Regions from separate parts of the Homo sapiens genome. Here all the other regions are linked to region 3. Evidence: read pairs that join two places in POLR2A ChIA-PET (ENCODE). Cell type or tissue: MCF 10A. All regions are shown on one strand. Each heading gives the region's core, and the rest is flanking DNA. Links, peaks and the distances in the headings are about the cores only.

The links. ChIA-PET counts read pairs that join two places held together with the same protein. Peaks named below come from ENCODE experiments on the same cell type or tissue, not always from the same donor. Only the 100,000 strongest peaks of a DNase experiment are listed, where the experiment ranks them.
Region 1: POLR2A ChIA-PET joins it to region 3 with 95 read pairs; 6 of 35 experiments call an interaction of 5 or more read pairs at or near these places.
Region 2: POLR2A ChIA-PET joins it to region 3 with 17 read pairs; 6 of 35 experiments call an interaction of 5 or more read pairs at or near these places.

The regions. Positions count from the first base shown.
Region 1 is chr3:183,282,139-183,288,904 of GRCh38, reverse strand. The region is part of intron 14 of MCF2L2 (MCF.2 cell line derived transforming sequence-like 2); the gene reads left to right. It overlaps LOC107986160 (a long non-coding RNA gene), which reads right to left and starts at 2,849. Exons shown (of 3, transcript XR_001741040.3): 1 at 2,699-2,849; 2 at 1,037-1,300. RefSeq lists enhancers at 2,614-2,673, 2,684-2,893, 2,381-3,580. In MCF 10A, for the core only: no CTCF peak of the experiment used is centred there; DNase peaks (open chromatin) are centred at 1,184, 1,494 and 2,914.
Region 2 is chr3:183,262,254-183,269,019 of GRCh38, reverse strand. All of the region lies in intron 15 of MCF2L2 (MCF.2 cell line derived transforming sequence-like 2), which reads left to right. The region is part of intron 1 of B3GNT5 (UDP-GlcNAc:betaGal beta-1,3-N-acetylglucosaminyltransferase 5); the gene reads right to left. Among named protein-coding and RNA genes, the nearest start is that of B3GNT5, 12 kb to the right of the region's middle. RefSeq lists enhancers at 2,092-3,291, 5,214-5,918. In MCF 10A, for the core only: no CTCF peak of the experiment used is centred there; a DNase peak (open chromatin) is centred at 2,859.
Region 3 is chr3:183,367,792-183,375,803 of GRCh38, reverse strand. The region is part of intron 3 of MCF2L2 (MCF.2 cell line derived transforming sequence-like 2); the gene reads left to right. Among named protein-coding and RNA genes, the nearest start is that of MCF2L2, 57 kb to the left of the region's middle. In MCF 10A, for the core only: no CTCF peak of the experiment used is centred there; DNase peaks (open chromatin) are centred at 4,423, 4,803, 5,153, 5,973 and 1 weaker place.

The DNA.
Region 1 (6,766 bases), core at 206-5,205, 85 kb after region 3:
TGTATGTGATTATTGGTAGATACTGTTGTAGTAAAAGAAAAATCATTTTATTTATTTCTGTAATCTGCCTTCATATTTAAAATTGGCAGAACAGTGTATGGTTCATGTATAAAAAGAGCATGACAGGCCGGGCGCGGTGGTTCACGCCTGTAATCCCAGCACTTTGGGAGGCCGAGGTGGGAAGATCACGAGGTCAGGAGTTTGAGACCAGTCTGGCTAGCATGGTGAAACCTTGTCTCTACTAAAAATACAAAAATTAGATGGGCGTGGTGGCAGATGCCTGTAATCCCAGCTACTCAGGAGGCTGAGGCAGGAAAATTGCTTGAAACTGGAAGTTGGAGGTTACAGTGAGCAGAGACTGTGCCACTGTACTCCAGCCTGGGCAACAGAGCGAAACTATGTCTCAAAAAAAAAAAAAAAAAAGAGCATGACAAAATTGCACAGAGCTGCACACACACATGCACACACACAAGTGCGTGAATAACTGGTGAACCCTGAATAGGCTCTGTGGATTGTGCCAGTGTCAATTTCTTAGATGTTAACATTGGATGAGGTTTGGAGAAAGGGGACATGAGACTTTCCATTTCTTTGCAACCTCATGTGACTTAATATAATTATTTCAAAATAGAAGTTTAAAAAAAGCATAAGGTTTGGAATCAGGCAGATCTGGGTTTAAGCAACATAACCTCTTGAAACCTCAGTTTCTTGCTTGTACAAATGGGTATAACAACAGCTACCTCCTGAAAATATTTTGAGCACAAAATGAAAATTTGAAAATTGCTAAGCACTGTATAATTTTAAAGTAACATATATTTAGAAACTGAAGTGTATTTAATTGTGAATTGTGAATATAAGTTGCTGTATAGCAGCCCCCGAAGGGGTTCCCTTTCCCCTGCCTCACTAAAATTTAAATATTTGACTGGCTGAATGGTTCTGAAACCAGAGGCCATGGGCTCAAATGAACTTCAGCAACATTTATGATCCATCATCAATCCCCAAAGTATCTGAATATGAACCCCAGAGGAACTCCACTGACCTTGAAAGAGTCCGGAAGAAAGTGAGTTTTAGGCTTTTCTTCTTGGAGGCAGAAACAGAGTGGGAACGAGGGTTCTCAGCAGACTTTTCTTAGAGAGAGAGAAAGCTGCGTCCGTTTGCCAATTTGTTTAGTCATCCTGTATTCTGGGCAGATTAGGACGTAGCCACCGCTGTCCATAAATCCCTCCTGGTTGGAGGAATTGCATCACCATGTTTTCTCAAGTTAGGAAACTGTATGAAATTTCATACTGTCCTGATCAGCCACCTAAAAAAGTAAATAGCAATTTTTAAAAATAGATTCACCTGATTTAACACCCAGGAGGTCTGTGGAATCATTGAGTAATATTAAAAGGGTTTCATTGTGGTCCTCTTCAAAAGTGAACATCAGCCTATCCATTTCTGCACCCTGGACTTCTGGGAGAATGTCATCTCTGAAGGTGAGGACTGTGTCACATGATCACAGCTCAGATTTGGCCCCTGAGCTCATATGCTGCTGCCTTGACTCACGCCGTGATGTGAACTCACTTCCTATCTCTACGACCTACTTTGCCCATCTTCAGACAACATGTTTATGACCTGTACACTATAAAAATGCTACGGGAGTTTTAAGCATATGGAAGTTCTCATATAAAGGAATCCAAATTAGAGTGATTTATTTCAATAATTGTGAACAGTAAACAAGTGCTATTTTTTTGTTGTTGTTGTAAAAGAGAAACATAGACAGTGTAGGAGCAGCGGTGGGGATAGAATCAGAGGCCTGTAGGTGTGGAAAGTGTTGAGTAGAATCCAAGAAGCCCTAGTCACCCAACTTTTGGTTTCTTCCTTCTTTTGCCATGTTGTTTATTTAATTCAGACTCCAAACCCATCCTGTTAAGTTGCCATCTCCCTCTGTATTTAGGCAACTCACCAAACAGTATGGGTACTGTTAAACAAGCACAAGTCCATGTTACAATCATCCTTCTGTGCTTCAGTTGTTTTCTTCCTTATTGTTGATTTGTTTGCGTATTTAATGAAAAGCTTCTCCCACAACAGTGTATGTTAACAGTCAAGGTGGTGGAGGAAGCAGAGTAGGAACAGAGGCTGGTCAGATTTCTGCTTAGAAAGACCAAGGCTTTGGGAGGAAATGTAAGCAGAATCCATAAAGTCATGAACAACATGAGCAGGAAGAAAGTGGATTTGTGCACTAAATCCCCAAATCCTAGACTTGGGAATGAATTTAGGACCAATAAATGCAATTAGTGTTTCACACATTGTGTATTATAACCAGGGAAATTGTTATTCCAAAATATGTAAGAAAACTAGTAAGAAAAAGATAGGTTCAAAAAAAAGGTTTAGATTCATGTCTGTGTGGATCATGGATTATTAAAAGGGGGACAAATCAATTGACTAACATCAACAATAATCATTGCAGCTTGTGTTTAGTGGCCACTGTCCGAGAGAGATGGCCAGGTTGCATTGAGCATGCATCTAGCTCTGGGTGGCGATTCTGACATCCTTTTGGCCTTAGGTCTAGAACTCAAAGATGAAATGAAACCCAGCCAGTCTAGTAGAGTGAATCATAGCATTGTGATAAATGCCACCCCTTTGCCCTTGAGAGTAAATATACCGAGAAAAAAAATAGCTGTGAACCAAAACCATCTATAATACAGTCACTGATACTCACCACCTACAGCTAAAATTATGACATGGTTTGATCATGATCAGAGAAATCATTTCCTTTTCTGGAGGGGTGATCCTTGCCATGCTGGTTCTGGGGAGCTTGAGAAGCTAAACTTGACAGGGCAGCTGAGACTCTTCCGGGGCCATCTGGCAAGGGTGATGCCCTGCACTTGGCTCACTGACGTCATCTGGGAAAGCCCGGTGGTGGAAGCGATTCGCTGTGCTTGTTGGCAATAGTGATGTGACTATTTCCTGTTCTTCACTGGCTGAAAGGTGAAAGCATGACTCACGGGAACTGCTTTCCCCGGGCTGCCAACATCACAGCCTTTTTGTAAGCTGGAAATAAGTCAGAGGCTGACAATTTCTTTTTCCTAAATGTGGACCTACAGAATTAAGAAAGAGCTAGCAGTGTTCCTTTGGTGCCTGTTAAAGTTATTTAAAGGAGCAGAAGCCTATTCTGTGCTCCCAGAAGATGAAAAAAAAGAAAAAATAAAGTAACAAAAGCCTTTTCAGGATTCTGAGCAAAGAGCCTCCTAAATTAAAAAAATAAATAAATAAAAGTTTTTGAATGCAGGGGCTGGAAGGGAATGGAGAGGTGAGTGAAGGGTTGCTATCACTGGCTGAAGGCCAGACATTGTACTGGGTGCTGTGTGTACCTGAGTCCATCCCTAGTCCTCAGAACCTTGTGAGGATGATGTTTTCCGTTTTATCAGCAGTGCCATGAGACTCAGAGGTTGAGTTTCCCCAAGGGTCATACAACTAGTAAATGTTGGAGCTGGGATTTGAAACTAGCTGTTTACTAATCTGGCAGCTTACTTAACTACCTAACTTATCTATCTGATTATTTATTAATACTTAATGTACCCAACCAGCAGCTTATTTAATCTCTTGTGCCCTAAATGTCCTTTTCTGCCAAATGGTGATAAATCATAGCAATTTCACAGGTGGCTGATTAAATGAGAAATGTGTGGAAGCAGCTAGCACTGTACCTGACACCTAGCAGGATCTTGGTGAATTTTAGTTCCTCATTTAATCCTGTGTTTAGAGACAGAATTGTCAGTGTGAAAGATGAAAGAAGGTCAGATTCAGGTCTTATACAGAATTATCCTATTGTTGAATATGTACCTTACTGCCAAATGATAACAGATCAGGGGGCAAGTTCAGTTCCTTGTCTTCTCATTACTTTGACTCCCAAAAGTTTTATTAATATTTCTGATTCTCAACAAGAAAACTATTTGAATATAAACACACTTCAATGCTTGCCTTCTGTGATATTTGAAGTCTAGTCAGTGTCAGAGCTAATGGGAGATTCAGGGACGCCACCAAATCCTGGGGTGGCCCTCAGCCAAGTTCTCTGAAGTTTCCAGAACAAAGATTCTCATGGTTTCTTGTGTACCAGAGCTCTGAGAAGGTTATGAATTATGCAGATTCCCAGGGCCCCACTCTCTGAGATTCTAATTAGGGAGGTGTAGGGTCGGGTCCTGGAATCTAAATTTTTTTTTTTTTTTGGAGACAGAGTCTCACTTTGTTGCCCAAGCTGGAGTGCCATGGAGTGATCTCAGCTCACTGCAACTTCCGCCTCCCAGGTTCAAGTGATTCTCCTGCCTTAGCCTCTAGAGTAGCTGGGATTACAGGTGCCTGTCACCATGCCTGGCTAATTTTTGTATTTCTAGTAGAGACAGGGTTTCACCATGTTGCCCAGGCTGGTCTCGAACTCCTGACCTCAGGTGACCCACCTGGCTCAGCCTCCCAAAGTGCTGGGATTACAGGCGTGAGTCACCACACTCAGAATCTGAATTTTTAACTTACACGTTTGGTGACAAGAATGCAGGTGGTATAAAGATCTCACTCTTTGTAACATTGTCCTAGAGGTTACATTTATAGGTCATGAGGACTTGGGATAAAGGAGAACTCATTAAGTTGGATCTGGATTTCTCAGGCTAGTATAGGGTCTAAAGTTGAGAGGAGTGAGGTGGTGATTACATTAATCTATGAGAATGTATTTTTGTTGAGGGAGCTGAATAAGATAAAAGAGAGAATAACATTAAGATCAACGTTGGCCTTGCTCTTTCACCAATAAAGAAATGACATCACTAAAATATTTGGTGTGTTCAACTGGGTACATGGCTTATTCAGCTCAATTTAATATATACTAAGGCAATTGCTGTGAGTCATATGAAAATGATTGTATCATCAGGCCTAAACTCAGGAAACTTGAAACTTTCATGGGGGAAACAACATATTTCTAATAATTTATAATATAAAGCAGAATGACGTTTCTACAGTAAAAGGAATATATAATGTGGTAGAGAAAGTAATTCCTCACAAGGACATCAAGGATGGCTTTCAAAGGAGGTGGCATTTGAATTCAACTCTAAAGAATAAATAAGGCTGGTCGTGGTGGCTCACACCTGTAATCCCAGCACTTTGGGAGGCTGAGGTGGGTGGATCACCTGAGTTCAGGAGTTCAAGACCAGACTGACCAACATGGTGAAACCTCGTCTCTACTAAAAATACAAAAATTAGCTGGGCATGGTGGCGGGCACCTGTAATCCCAGCTACTCAGGAGGCTGAGGCAGGAGAATCACTTGAACCTGGGAGGCAGAGGGTGCAGTGAGCCAAGATGGTGCCACTGCTCTCCAGCCTGGGTGACAGAGTGAGACTCCATCTAAAAAAAAAAAAAGAATAAATAGAACTCTGAAAGGTGGGTAAGACACTGAAGGGCATTCCAGAATGAGGAAGGGTATAACATCTCAGAGGTCTAAAGGGCCTAGGCTATCCTGGGAATGGCTCAAGAATGCTGGGAAGGTAGATGAGAGACAGTTTACTGAGGCTTTGGTTGAGGAATGTTGACAGGAGGAGGAGGGCACCTGTGTATTACGAAGCTGACTCTGGTAGACAGTAAAGAGCAGGTTAGATGAAGGCAGGCAGGCTGACCAGCCGCTGGCAGTTGTCACAGTCAGCTGAGACATCAGTGGTGAGAGCTTACTAATAGCTATGGCAAAAAGAGGTGAGCAGAAATCATACCCATTGACTGAAACGTTCTCCCTAGTGGCTAGAACACGACTATCAGAGAAAATGTGTAGAATGAAGGAGGGGATCAAGGCAGAGAAGGTAGGGGGAGGAAGCATGATACCAAAGATAGTTTTGACGTTTCCATCTTGGATTCCTCATGGGATGAATTTGTTGGCCCGATAAAGTACTTAGGAAGAACATAAGAAGTAAAGGCTTATGACAGCTGAGTCCAGGTTGTGGGGGGTCTCATAGATTGTTAAGAGCACCTATACCCTCTGTCAGTTGGGGCTAATGCTGCCCCAGAGGCTGCAGCCCTGCCCACACCATTGATGCTACGATAGTCAACCCACTGGCCTTGTAGCTGTGTGGCAATTATTTGTAAACTAGCTTTGGGACCAAATTTGCTTGGACAAAGACTGGCCTAATAAAGTACTTTTCTGATTTGTGATTTTATTTATGGGTTAAGATTTACAGACATAAAAATTGTTACAATGAAATTTATCCATGGAGCTTAAAATCAGATGAAACCAAACAGCCTGAGAAGATTCAAAGATGTACGGGCAGCTTCCTTTCAGTGTCCTTGGCACACTTACTGCCTTTACATTTTCTTGGTTCGGGAATGGGAAAGAGTTATCACATAACATGTTTCTCACTTCCTGATATTTTAAACAGAATTACATATTTGCAAATTTATTAAAACATTTGCAGTCAGCTTTATAAGAAGATGTTTTTCCTGTAAACAAACTATTGCCAATAGCGTTTAGAGTATTAGTCCAGACGATGAGGTCAGGAGATCGAGACCATCCTGGCTAACATGGTGAAACCCCGTCTCTACTAAAAATACAAAAAATTAGCTGGGCGTGGTGGCGGGTGCCTGTAGTCCCAGCTACTCGGGAGGCTGAGGCAGGAGAATGGCATGAACCAGGGAGGCAGAGCTTGCAGTGAGCTGAGATTGCACCACTGTACCACAGCCTGGGCGACAGCACAAGACTCTGTCTCAAATAAAATAAAATAAAATAAAATAAATAATAATAATAATAAAAGCCAATTTAACCAG
Region 2 (6,766 bases), core at 206-5,205, 110 kb after region 3:
TTTTTAAATTAAGGTTCATAATCAAGGAGTCACAGTTTGCTCCTTGAAAGCAAACTCTCAGTAATCAAAATTACTTTGTGAGCCCCAGATTTATACAGCCACCTTCTTTCTGTACTTTTTTATTTGGAAATGCAGCAGGCGCCTCAATGTAACATGTTCTAAACTGGGAAGCAACAGAATGTAGCCAACAAGCACTGCCTTTGTAGTCAGGCAATTTGAACACCAATGCCGCCTTAGCCACTTACGGTTTCTTGTACCATATCATGCGCAGAAATTTGACAAATTGGGGTAAGACCGTTTAACTCGAAGTCTTTATGCAAATTAAATGGGAATATACATGACAAATGAAGGGAAGTAGACAGATGATTACCTAGCACACTAGGGTACTCAAGTGTCATTTCTCACCCATTCTGTTATCTTCTCCCCTAAAACCTGCTGTTCCTGTTTCTCTTTACATGTGCCTAACTGCACTTCTTTCATCTATGCCTGAAATCTGGAACCGCCCCCCCCATTTTCTCCACTTCCATTATTTAAATGTTTAATCCTGTGAATCACTTCTTCTAAATCTCTCTTCACCCCTTCATGTTATCATCACTTCTCACCCAGACTAGATGATCCCCTGGCCAGCCCACCTTCCACTTTACAGTCAGCGTGACCTTTGTAAAACTTGGATTTAACCACGAGACAAACTGAGCTCTTTTAACTCCTTCAGAGCCTCTCCATTAGTTAGTGACAAGATGAAGTCCAGCCTGGCCCACAGGACCCTTTAGGATCTGCCTCTCCAGCTGTTTGGTCCCATCATTTGACAATACCAAATTATTGGCTGAAAGCACAGTCACACTTGCCATTTCATATGCCCTGGTCTTTACACCAGCAGTCCTGTGGCCTGGCTACCTTCCTCCCTTGCTAATATGAAGTCTACAGACATCCTTCTCTGGGAAGCCTGAATTGGGATCAACCCATTCCCTGAAAGATGCTTCTCATCTCATCTGTATTGCCCCAGCACCTTCTTATACCCCATACAGAGACTTTTTAGGCACGATGTTGTGGACACCCTACACTCAGCATCCAGCTCAGTGTGTGACCCCTGGTAGGCATTCCCCAAATGTTGGTGCAAAGAACCATGCCGGGGGTGGAGCCACTGTTTACTCAAAGTGATGGTTACTGGGGAAGGATTGGAGGTCAGGACCCTAGCCAGGTGCCACCTCGGATGAGGTCCATGCCATGGCTGCTTACACCAGGTCCTCTCTTTTCCTCCACCACTGGGACGCAGCACCCTCCTTCCTCAAGAATTCTGTCCCCCGTGCTTACCACAGGTAAAACACTTCCTTGGATGGAAAGGTAGGCTCTCTTCCTCGGGGGTGGTACATTAGTTTCCTGGGCTTTGGACAGGACTGACGGGGAGAGAGCCGTGTAGGCTGAGCCACATAGCAAGCCCCAGGGCAAAGGCCCTGCTTTGTGCCCAGAGATCTGTTCTCAAGTCCCCCCGCCGGTTGACCCCTGATAGAAAACCAACTGTACACACTGAGTGCCCTGCAGAATGGGCCTAGCCTCAGCTGTGACACCTCCATCCCCACTTCAGAGCTTTCGGATCCAGCTATATTTCCCACCCCCATGATCACTCCACATCAGGGTGGAGGCAAAGGCCAGGTATGTAAAATGTCCAATGAGGACTAGAGATTAGAGCCAAGCCCCATTCAGACTTTGTCCAGAGATAATCAGTATAGGGCACACTTTATCGCCAAGGGCATTGATTTGAAAACTGCACGCACCACTTAGGAAGCCACAACCAGCATTTTTTTTTTTAAATACAGAGTGTACTGAGAGTAGTAAGAGCAAGAATCATTTTGTGAAACTTTTGGGTTTTCTGTGTGTGTGTGTTCAGGGGTGTAATGGGAAATGTGTTGCTGTGCTTTAATATCACAAAGGCTGAAGGCCGGCCATGGTGGCTCACGCCTGTAATCCTAGCGCTTTGGGAGGCCGAGGCAGGAGGATCACTTGAGGTCAGGAGTTTGAGACCAGCCTGGCAACATGGTGAAACCCCATCTCTATAAAAAATTCAAAAATTAGCCGGGTGTGGTGGTGCACACCTGTAATTCCAGCTTCTTGGGAGGCTGAGGCAGGAGAATCACTTGAATCAGGAAGGTGGAGGTTGCAATGAGCCGAGATCGTGCCACTGCACTCCAGCCTGGGTGACAGAATGAGATTCCATCTCAAAAAAAAAAAAAAGACTGAAACACTGCTCTAAGGAACAGATCAATATCAGTAATTTCCCCCTTTGGACAGGCTGGTCATTTCTGGACTGAATGCTCTAGAGGAAGGTGAGAAAGACGTCAGAAAATATCAGTTTCTGATGGTGGCATCTGCCTAAAATTTGCGAAATCACTTTCATTCAGGGGCCCACTTTCTCTCAGTTGCTCTCTCAGTCTTTCCACAGTGCTCATCCAGATAACAACCATCCTCTGAAGCCCCAAAACAAGGGCCCTCTGGCCTCCTCCACCATACATCTGGAAGGAACTGGAGGCTTAAAGCAAGGTAACAGAATTCTTGATGGCAGATTTTAAGCCAGCATACACATTTTTGAGAATTCTAGGAAAATTCTCAACTGAAAAGCATCTGCAGTTTCTACTCTAATTGACCCTGGGAAGGGAACAAAGAGGAAAGTAACCTTTGGAATCTCAGGGATCAAAGGGAAAACCAGCTGCCTATTCCTGAGCAGCTGTGCCCGGCAAGCTCCAATGCCAGCTTGCTTTGCACGTCCTACAGTTGTTTGCAAGTCTGAGCTTCTTGCTAGACTTTGTGCCCACAAGTCCAACTGCTCCCACACCCATTGTGCATCTATCTGACTCATTAAAGGTGCTAGTATCTCTCCAGTGAATCAGGCCTATTACTCACCAGGTTGGTGCATTGCTGCTGTTGCTTATATGGCTACTGTAAGCCGGCAGCTGGTTCAGAACCTTCATTTTGTCCCCACCCTCAACATGTACGTATTTATCTTATTTTCCTGTATTTTTTCAGCTGTTCCAAATTGACATCAACAAGTCAAAATGCTTTCTGAAAAATGACAAAAGACCTGTCACAAAGCCAACATCCCACGCTACTTATTTAGTTCAGCACAGCATGTGAAGCTGTAAAATGAGAATTCTCCCCCTCAGTAGTTTGAATTTTTTAGCCACCATTTACATAAATCACAACCAGATCTCACTGATAATACTGGAATGATAAGGGGAAGATTTAGGAAAGGTAAAACTCCTCAATACTTGAATGATAAGGGGAAGATTTAGGAAAAGTAAAACTCCTCATTTGTATTACACAGCTTCACTTGTATAACAAAAGAACATCTGAATTCCTCCAAATTGAACATAGTCACTAGGAGGCCTTTCCCAGCCTAAATCAAAAGCACTGCCCTCCCCCGGCCTGCGCCCGATCTAAATTGATCAATTACAAGTCAACACTGTTGCGCCCAGCTCCGGCTTTGCGGATGGAGACCACGCACATACAACTGGCGCTCACTCTTCTGGTTTCTTTCGGCGTCTTAAAGCTTCTCTAAAGCACAGCTTCCAGCTTTCCTATTCAGAGTGCAGGGGAGGGACCTAGGAAGAAGCCCACAAGCCTGCCGATCTGGTAGAAGAAAATGCTGGGCCTGGCAGGAAACAAAGCAAGCCCAATGCCGAATGCGCAGCTCAGCAACCATCCACAACAGACTGCTGTGGGTGCAGCTTCCTTTGTGTGCCTGCAGCACGGGTCAGTGGCCAATCAACAGACTAGAAACTCAAGGGTTACCCCTGTTTGGGGCCAGATTTATTGTGTAACCTTGGGCAACCCTCACCTCACTCTGATTCGGTGCTTTAATCTGCAAATCAGGGATGAATATCCATGTAATGTCACCGAGGGGCAGTAAAAATTATAAATGACTTCAGAGCCTGCTGAAAATAGGAAATAGAAAAAGCATGGGAGAGAAGAGGACAAAGAATTGCTTAGAAGAAAATATGCAGATATCTCAGATACAACCTGGGTTTGCTTCTATTTGGACTGAGAAGAAGGGACAGGTATTCTTAGTATTATCTTTTCTAATAGAGGTAGTCAGAAGAATAAAGAATAGAAGTAGGAACATCAGAAAAGAGGTGACAGATCCCAAATACTTTTCAGTCTAGGAGCCGTGCCCCTCAGTTACTCATAAGAATATTCTTTCACAAGAGAGCTCTTTAAACTTTTTGGGAAAAAACTAGTTAGAACACCCAAAGGCTACAAGTTTCCCTGCAATAATCCCTGATTGTTGTAAACCTTACCCCTGCTGTCAACTCATTTCTTTGTTGAGTCTACTTTTGTGATGCTGAGATAATATGTGAAACCTGCTATCCGTTTTGAAGTTTTAATCAAGATGGGGAGGTCCACACTTCTAAGTACAAGTTAAACAACCTCAGTCTCCAGTTGTTTCAATTAATCCTACAAGTATATGAGTATTTACTCTGCGGGTTCTTATACCAGACACAGTGGGAGATCATGAAGAAGTATTTTACAGTCTCCAATCTCAAAGCATTTACACTCTATTTGTGACAAGACTCGTAGTTCCCACATGAAAGCATAGTTCCCACAGACAACAATGGGCAAATCCTGGTAAGGTACAGTGTGTCTGCATGACACCAACCCCAGGCACAAGAGGGAAGTCTCTGGGACTAGTAGAGAAATCGGTGGGGGTTGGATTAGTCAGGATTTTAGGAGGGCCTGAGGACGACTAGGATTTAGGTGGCTGCAGGAGTAGGAACAATCTTTGTTTTAGACAAGAACTGTGTATGGCAGATAGAAGATTTGAAAGCAGAGAGGTGGGAACCTGCTTATGGAGAACCTTGAAAATCAGGTAGAGGAGTCTTAGGGGGGTACAGAAAGCAGCAGGAAGTCATAGAAATTTCTGGTTTTGTTTGTTATAGTAACTCCCTTGCTCAGTATTTATTAAGTTTGAGCAAGAGGGATTAAACTGGCTAATGGTGGTATGGGGTGAAATGCAGAATGCCTGAAGATCAGGACGCTGGTTTCTCAAGGGCTCACACTGATGCCGGATGAGGTGAGGAAGGCCTAGTCGAGGGTGGTGGAAATGGGGACGGAAGGAAGGCATAAAGAAGGCCCTTTCAAGAAAATCAAAGACCTAGCAGGACCTGATGAATGACCTGGGATGGCGAGTAAAGGAGGAAGAAGAGAAGTAAGAGCTAATTTCAAGCATTACCAACAAGGGAGGGAAAACTGGTTTCCTGAGTTAGGAGTGAAGGAGTATTTGATTTTAGACTCGCATTGAGTTCGAGGCGATGGAGAGACAAGAAGGTACAGATGTCCAGGGGGTAATAATCTAAGACGAGTTAGACAGGACTGGAGAGATCCAGGTGGGTACTCTGAGCATGAAGATGACTAATTTCATGAATGTGGATAAGCTCTCTAGGTGGAGAGACAGCAATGGGCCTGGAGGAAAAATAAACTCCGGAGAAGGAGAGAAAGGAGGAGTCAATGAAAAAAGGGCTCATTCATCAGAAAATTAAGATGGGGTTAACAAATGGGTAGAGTGGGTAAGCAGGACAAACAAGGCCCTGGTCTTGGAGCTCTAAGTGGGGAAGAGAGACATTGACCATATAGTTAGGGTTGTGCTGGGTGCTACAGGAGGGTCTAAAGATGGACCCTGCCCCACTTGGGGGCTGGTTTGAGGTTGGGGAGGGCAATTTCCAGGAAGAAAAGCAACAGTGAACTGTATTTCTGCATTTTATTCAGTAGACTTACACCACACTCAAGTCTAAGGACACCTTATGGTGTGTATACCATTTTGATCATGTGATCTCCCAACACTCAAGACACCTTATCAGCCAGGAAGTTGTTTACATGGCTTCACTGAGAACTGCATTTCTTCTGAGACCTCAAATTCCAGGATACTCACTCTATAGTACACTCACTCCTCAGCTGCAACTTCTAAATATTCATCGAGAACCTTCTGCCACCCCACCCTGCCCAGCAGTCTCCTGACCTTTCTTCCTCACACACCTCCCCCGTTTCAGATGCAGAATCATTGGACACCTTTGCCCTCCCACCCCAACAACCCCAGACCCCAGCGCCCTCCCATCTTCCTGTTCCTATGACACCTCCAGGGCTGCTGGGGAAATGGGACTTACCAGGCAGGCAGCGTCACCACAAATGGCACTATCTAGCTTTGAGCAGTTTTCAGTGCTACGTGACTGTTCCTGAACTTGTCCCGAACCTTCTCCCTTTCCCAGTCTCTTCAGCGGCCATGCTAAATCTCCCCCTCCCAGGCTCTGTCCCCCCCACCCTGAAGACTTCACCTCCTGTCTGCTTCCTAGAGAAAGGAGGAGACATCAGACACACCATCAGCTCCTCCTCCCCTTCTGGGCCGCCTCCTCATGGGCTCCCTAGTTCCCCAACACTCACCATTCCCTCTATAAAACATACTGATCGGGCCGGGACTAGGGGGAGACAAGGGAGCCACTTATTTTAGGTGCACAATTTAAGGGGGTACCAAAAACTCCGTAGTCAGTATAATATTTTGATGCAATATTTTTAAAAAATCAAAGTTACTGAAAAAAATCCACAGTGAACAAAATGTCAAAACGGTAAACCAAGACAGGCTCCAACCCTGCACTTATACAGCCCTGCCTCACCTGACTCCCCTAATCCCTGTCCTGCTGACTGGGGCCTGCTGGGGGCTGAATATTGCCAACTTCCATGGACATGTCTGCATTCTTAGTATATGTATGTATACCAACCTAAAGTA
Region 3 (8,012 bases), core at 1,686-6,685:
AATTGCAAAATGTTTTATAGACAGGTGGCAGAGGGCTCGTGGATGGATAAAAAAGAATTGATACACTAGAATAGGAAAATGGCAGGATACTTGGGGTTGGGAAATGCTATCTTTGTGCCTGAAATTAATTAGGATCTCGCATTGTGAGTGGGTTGGGCAGGTACAGAAAGGCTTCCCACAGTAATTCATTCTTCAGCAGACCTCTATGAGAGCCCACAGCATGTAGGGTGCGGTGTACGATGCTGTAAAGGACTGAAAAACCTCAAGACGATGTCTCAGACCGCAGGAAACTCATTACATGACTCTGTTATCAATATCTTTTGTGAAATATGTAAACAAAGTGCTATAGGAGCTCAGAAAACAGAAAGTCACTTCGACAGGAAAAAAAGGGAAAACTTCAGGAAAAAAGGGGGTTTCAATCCAGACCTGTAAGAGAGGGTTCTTGGATCTTATGTGGGAAAGAAGTCAAGGAGAGTCACAAAATGCAGTGAAAGAAGCAAGCTTATTAGAAACTACTGTTACAGAGTAGGGTGCCCTCAGAAAGCAAAAGGAGGAACGCATTGACTTTAAGTTTTTCTTATATAGGGATCTTGTCTATATAAAGATTAAACTAAGCTGTGCCTATGTGCGGATGGGCAGACAGTGTGACAAAACTTATTATTCTATTGATTTAAAGAAAACTATCCTTGACATTTTAGTGTGTGAGAACATCAAAGCATAACTATAATTTTTTGAAAACATATATTGTTATGGTATTGGGACATCTGGACTTTCTGTTGTTGTAGTATCCTTAGGCTGTTTTCTCAACCATAAACATCTTATGACCATGGGTCCTGGTTGGCAAGGAATGTGCCTTGTTACTCTCAAGATGGAGCTGAACTTAAAATTGTGTCACTTTCACTCTCCTAGGCTCCTGCCTCCCTAACAAAATGTCCTTGAGGGGATGGTACAGTTGCTACAGATAGATACAGAAGGGAGCATTCCAGAGAGAGAAAAGGATAGTGTTGAAGAGCTTTGAACACAGCCCAAACCTGGATTGAAATCCAGATCCTATTGCTCACTAGCTAGGTGGTCTGGGGCAAATGACATGGCTTCTATTTTTTCTTTCTTTCTTTCTTTCTTTTTTTTTTTTTTTGAGACGGAGTTTCGTGCTTGTCGCCCAGACTGGAGTGCGGCAGGGCAATCTCAGCTCACTGCAACCTCCGCCTCTCGGGTTGAAGTGATTCTCCTACCTCAACCTCCCGAGTAGCTGGGATTACAGACACGCACCACCACGCCCAGCTAATTTTTGTATTTTTAGGAGAGACGGAGTTTCACCATGTTGGCCAGGATGGTCTCAATCTCTTGACCTTGTGATCCGCCCGCCTCAGCCTCCCGAAGTGCTGGGATTACAGGCGTGAGCCACTGCGCCCAGCTGACCTGGCTTCTATTTCTATCTAACGCAGGGTCTGAAGTTTTCAACAGAGCATATTTGGGGAATTACAGAGCATCCCAGTTCACCAGAACAGAGTGAGGCTGCTTTTCAGACAGTATTGAGAAACGAGGGCTGGAAAAAGTTGGAAACAGATTGGGCAAGGCCTTTACCCCCAAGTTAAGGAGTTGAGGCACAGTGAGCAGGAAGAGGCCATTTTCCTGCAAGAGGGTTTGAGGAGCAGAGTGAGGAGCAGATTGATCTGGTGGTGGTGTGTAGGATGGATTGGAGAGAGCAGGAAAGGGAGGCAGGGAGACCAATTAGGGGATTCTACACTGAGACAGGTGCAAAACGAAGAGGGATGATGGCATGAGAACTGGATAGGAAGGGATGGACAAGAAGACAGGCACTGGGGACTGGTGGAGGTCGGGAAGGAGGAAGAGGGAGAAGCTACGGAAGACGCTTGGTTTTAGGAGCCTTACAATTATCTCGTATTACTCTAAGTCTGGTGTGTGGAGTATTCTGTGTGGAATTCAGGCCTCATTTTGGGTTTGATGGTCTCATCGTGATTTATTTTAAAACTTTTTCTAATCAAAGCCATGCTAAGACAATGGTTCTCGACCTCAACTGCATTTTAGGATTGCCTAGGGAGATTTTAATTCCCAATGTCCAGACTATAATTCAGATGAATTACATCAGGATTTCTCGGGGTGAAACCTGGATTTTCAGCGGTGTCTAAATCTCACCGGTGATCCCCATGTGCAGCCAGGGATGAGAGTGTCTGTGCTAGGAGCGGATAGGGAGAAGCTATGGTGAGACAGAACAGACATTTGAGGGGTGTGAAGAAGAAAACCTGGAATCCGACTTAGCTTTTGGATAAAGTGAGGTGGCAGTGAATGTGCAGAAATTGAAAGTTGGAGGGAGGGCTGTTCCCACGTCCTTTACTTTTGCTATCACAGTTCTGTATTTCTTTCCTTAAAATCAATATATAAAAAGATTCAATTTCTTGAGCTTCCTTGACCCTGGAATTTCTTTGTGAATTATGTATAGTACTGTACATAAGGAACTATTGAATTACAAACCTTCCCACATGAATCTTATGGTATTAAAATAAATAAATATTCAAAAATACACAGAAATCATTACCACATCTCTATTCTGTTTCCAAAAACAGCTGAGGGCCAGTTTTAGCCCATCAGGTGCCGTCTGCTATATAAATTGTACTACTAGTGGTTTTCACAGTCCAGCTTATAACAATAGCACAATAAATCCTAGTGGTCACTTTCTCAGAATGTAAGATATCGTCATTTAAAACATGTCACCTGTGGCTACAGAGTAGAGCCAGATGGTCTGAAAAGACATTAGTAAAATATTCTGAGCCACAGAGATGGAGCTGAACTTGGGTCACCCTCAGTCTCCTAGGCTCCTGCCTCCCTAACAAAATGTCCTTGAAGAATGGGACAGTTTAACTGCGTTTCAATCATAGTTGTTGGTCCTACAAATCAACATTTGTATAACTAAGCATGGATATTTATCACTGTGTTTCTCTACTTAGTTTCCTTATTTTAACTTCCAGTTCTGGGTTCATTATTAGAAACGGATTGGAGAAAGTACTTTTATTAGATGGTACAAGAGCAGTATTTCATATCAATGGTTAATTTTGTTATTGTTTCTATTTCTTTCTTTCTTTCTTTCTTTTTTGAGACCGAGTCTCATTCTGTTGCCCAGGCTGGAGTGCAGTGGCGCAATCTCGGCTCACTGCAACCTCCGCCTCCCAGGTTCAAGTGATTCTCCTGCCTCAGCCTCCTGAGTAGCTGAGACTACAGGCACGTGACACCATGCCCGGTTAATTTTTGTATTTTTAGTAGAGACGGGGTTTCACCATGTTGGCCAGGCTGGGATTGTTTCTATTTCTAAAGGACTTTTCTATACGGAATCTGTTGAGGGACCTATTTAAGTTAGAGTAATTTTTCTACATTCATTTTCCTCACATACAGTGTGATGAATAGTCTTTGGTGTTCGTTGTGTCCTCTTTTTATGATAAGTGGCCTAAAATGGGGTCTGATATTAGTACTCTAGGAAGGAATAGGAGAAGAATAGTGTTATTATTTGGCCTGTGAATTGTGATGAGACTTACTCCTTTGTATTGAAAGACTCAGTGGGATTATAATAACTACTCAGCTTTAGAAACCAGCCTCGTCAGAGAAGTGAGTGCAATCTGGGCCTCTTACTATTATGAAGTGTGAAGGGAAAATAAATCTCAGGACCCCCAAATCATTAAGCCAAAGGGTAGTGAAGCTGGGAAGTGCATCAGACAAACCTGCCTCCCATTTTATTCCTAAAGAAGATAGCTACAAAGATAAAAAAAAAAAAACGATATACCTCCCTAAAGATAAAAAATACTATATACCTCCCTCACAATTTGCCCACAAGGAATTCCTCGTGGAAAAAAGACGGACAGTACTCAGAGTTATCCCTCTGCCCCTGTGAAACAAACGCCTATCTGATTGCTTCCTCTGCCCTCCTGTTTCACTAAGCCAAACTGAGGCATAAGTGACTATTCCTCTACCCTCTTCTCACATGTAAATTGTGTATTGTGTAAAAGGCTAATCAGAGGCCGGGTGCGGTGGCTTACACCTGTAATCTCAGCACTTTGGGAGGCTGAGGAGGGTGAATCACTTGAGGTCAGGAGTTCAAGAACAGCCTGGCCAACATGGTGAAACCCCATCTCTACTTAAAAAAAAAAAAAAAAGAAAAATTATCTGGGCCTGGTGGCATAAGCCTGTAATCCCAGCTACTTGGGAGGCTGAGACAGGGGAATTGCTTGGACCCAGGAGGCGGAGGTTGCAGTGAGCTGAGATCACCCCACTGCACTACAGCCTGGGTGACACAGTGAGACTCCGTCTCAAAAAAAAAAAAAAAAAAAAGGCTTCTCAGAGACTCAAAAGACTGCAACCTTTTGTCTCTTATCTACCTATGAACTGGAAACCCCCCTCACCCGTGGAGTTGTCCTGCCTTTCCTGAATGACTAATGGACATCTTACGTGTATAGATTGATGTCTCACGTCTCCTTAAAATGTATAAGAGCAAGCTGTGCCTCCAGCACCTTGGGCACTTGTTGTCAAGACCTCCTGAGGCTGTGTCACAGGTGCGACCTTACCCATGGCAAAATAAACTTTCTAAACTGATTGAGACCTGTCTCAGATACTTTTGGGTTCACAGAAGGCAATGGAAAATACTGTTTTTCAAGTGTCTAAACAACATTAACGAGCAAAAGTGCTGCTTTGATGGAGTAGCTGGGGTGAGGTGTGGTTTTCGCTGGACTGGCTGTGGAACTGTGACTCAAAGGGTCAGGGAGATGAATTCATTCATCTGACTCATCAGGATGTACATCCAGAGTGTACAGTCACGAGTACAGAGTGTACTTGTCAATCCAGAGTGTACAGTCATGTGGGCAGCTGTGTTGCCCAAGGAGGGTAGATTTGCTTCAGAGCCCTCAGGGAGGATACCAGAGAGGCTAGATTTTGGGCACCCAACTGAGGCCTGAAATCAGAAGGCACTCCTTGGTTTTATTAAGAGTAAATGGTGGCACTGGCAAGTAAGTCTTACATGTCACGAGAATTTAAGTAAATTGTAGTAAAGGGCAGGAAACAAAGTTAATATGCCAGGCTCTTGTCCTTCTCTATTTAAAAACTAGGGGTCTGATGTTACTTCTTCCCAGTGGAATGACCTCATATGTGTATGATGGCTTTTCTTTGTTCATTTGCCTGGGTGATTGTTTTAGAATACCTCCTCACTGTTCTGCCTTTGCGTCATCTATTCTGTTTTGTTCAGATAGAAACCCACGTTCCATCTTTCGACATTTCAATTTAGATTGCTTCAGAAATTCAAAACACAACTTTTGCTTGAATTTATGAGTGCTAATGATTGTAAACATCTGGAATTTGGTCTTAGTGGAATTCTTGATGCATGATTTTTCTTCTTGGTCACTTGGCAAGCCAGAGACCCTGGGCCTTGCCCGATGCCCCACCCGGGCATTGCTCGGCCACACTACTGAGGCCCAGCTCACCTGTGTTATAGCTTGCATCCGCATCTGCTGGTTCCACACGACAGTGTAGAAGAACAATTAGGAAAGGGTAGGTATATGTAAAATACATGAGGGGTGGGGATCCATCACAGGAAAGCTCGACAAATGGGAAGACAAGTTCTCAATCCGGTCTGAGGATTTAACTTGTAGCTTGGCTTTCAGGCTTTAAACTATCTTCGGCTTGGAGAGGGGGTTTCACCGGGGACCTGCCCATATCTGCCTGGGCATTTGGCTGCCTCCTGCCACTCTCATGATCAATTATAAAGATGATAGCCACATACCATAACAAGCAGCCTCCTCTCCTATTTATTATGTGATATGGGTTGTTACAGTGAAGAATTGAGATGAAGTTGGAGAAGTTAGTGGGTGAGCGATTAGCTATAAAATTTGTGAATGTTGCCTTTTTAAAATCAAACTTTGGATGTAGAGTAGACAACTGTTTGCCACGCCCTTCAACATTTATTATGCAATCAAGAAAGTTTTCCAAGACTATGAGCCAGAGAGGGCTTGACTTTTTACTATTTATTTACTATTGTCAACTAAAGAATGAGGAGGTTCATAAATTTGGAAAGGAGAGCTTTATTTCTCATAAAGAGTTCCAACCTGCAGGGTGACCATTCTGACAGGCTGGGAAGCATAGCCTCCTGCCAGAAGCTGGAAATGGACTCTTCAAGAGAGGGTCTAGAGGGAACAGGAATTTATGTTGAGCAGGGTGGCCAAATATACTTCAGTAAGCTATAGGAAGAGTCTGAATATTTATACAAGGAGAAACGTGCACACACACAATTGAGCTTCTTGCCCCTTCATGGGTCTCATGTACAAAAAAATGGCAGCATTAGCATGATCTGAGGGTGGAATATTTGGCCCTCTGATGTCAAAAAGGGAAGCAGAAGACATGAAAACCCTTACTGCACATTCTCCATAGACTGGCCAGAACCACTCTGTGATCAGTGGCCTCTTATCAGGCAAAAAAGGAGAAGCAGTGTTGGGTGGTTGGTTAATATCAGTGGTAGAGTCTTTTGAAAGGGCTGGTTTCTGTGAAAGCCTTAGGGAAGAAAGCCTAATTGTGGTTAGCAAGGGAGGGGGATAACGAGGCGTGTAAGACTGCTCATTCCATCATGGCCTAGAACTCGGTTTTCAAGGTTATTCTGAAGTTCCCTTGGCTAAGAGATGGTCCATTCGGTCAGTTGGGGGACTTAGAATTTTATTTTCAGCTTACACTATTTATTAAGTGACTTTTTACTATTATTTACTATTCTATTGTGTCAAGAATATGGGGAAGGATTCTAGTACCACTGCCAGAATTAGTCCACACACTTCTTAAAGGATTCTAAGCATTTGCACAAATACCTTTCTGATTGAATAATCTTTATGAATTTCATGGGTTCATAAAGATTATCATCCTCACGGAGATGATAAACATGGCATCAAATTTAGTAATGATGTACATTCAGTATTATCAATCAGAGTAGTCCAGGTCAGAGGTCGGCCAACTTTTTCTGTAAAGAACCAGAGAGGAAAAATATTTTAGGCTTTTGTTTTGTTTTGTTTGTTTGCTCTGTCGCCCAGGCTGGAGTGCAGTGGCACAATCTCGGCTCACTGCAACCTCTGCCTCTTGGGTTCAAGCAGTTCTCCTGCCTCAGCCTCCTGAGTAGCTGGGATTACAGCCACCTGCCACCACGCCTGGCTAATTTTTGTATTTTTAGTAGAGATGGAGTTTCACCATGTTGGCCAGGCTGGTCTCGAACTCCTGACCTCGAGTGATTTGCCCGCCTCGGCCTCCCAAAGTGCTGGGATTACAGGTGTGAACCACTGCACCAGGCCTATTTTAGGCTTTTTGAGCCATAGTGCCTCTACCTCAACTACTGAACCCTACTGTTGTAGCTCAAAAGCAACCATAGACAATACTTAAATTGGCTGTGTTCCAATTAAACTTTATTTACAAAGATGAGAGTGGGGTGGATTTGGCAGATGGATGGTAGTTTGTTGGCCAGTGGTCTAGATTAGTGGTTCTCATGCATTAGGACACAACAGAATCACTTGGAGGACTTTTTAAGACACAAATTGCTGGTCCCAACCTAAGATTTCTGATTCAGTAAGTCTAGGGGTAGGGCCAAATAATTTGCATTTCAAACAAGTTCCCAAGAGATGCTGATGCTGCTGGTCTGGGGAACACACTTTTTGAACTGCTGGTCTAGTCCAAGCTCATTTACAGAGGTGGATATTAAGACTATGAAGAAAGAACTTGGGTAAACTCACAAGCTGGTAAAGGAAAAACTTAGGGCTTGATTAGGATTTAGATTTTCTGGCCCCTGGCTCAGTGCTGTTCCACCATGTCATGCAGTTTTCAAATGATATAATGGTGGTTAGCTCCATGATACTAACATGCATATTTATGTCTGTATTTCTTGATTCATCGACTTTAGACAGTATCTTGTGTTTCTTTACTGTGAAAAATGAGTTTTGCGTATTATGATGCTTTCTCTCACCTCACTCTCTCTCATTCTCTCATTT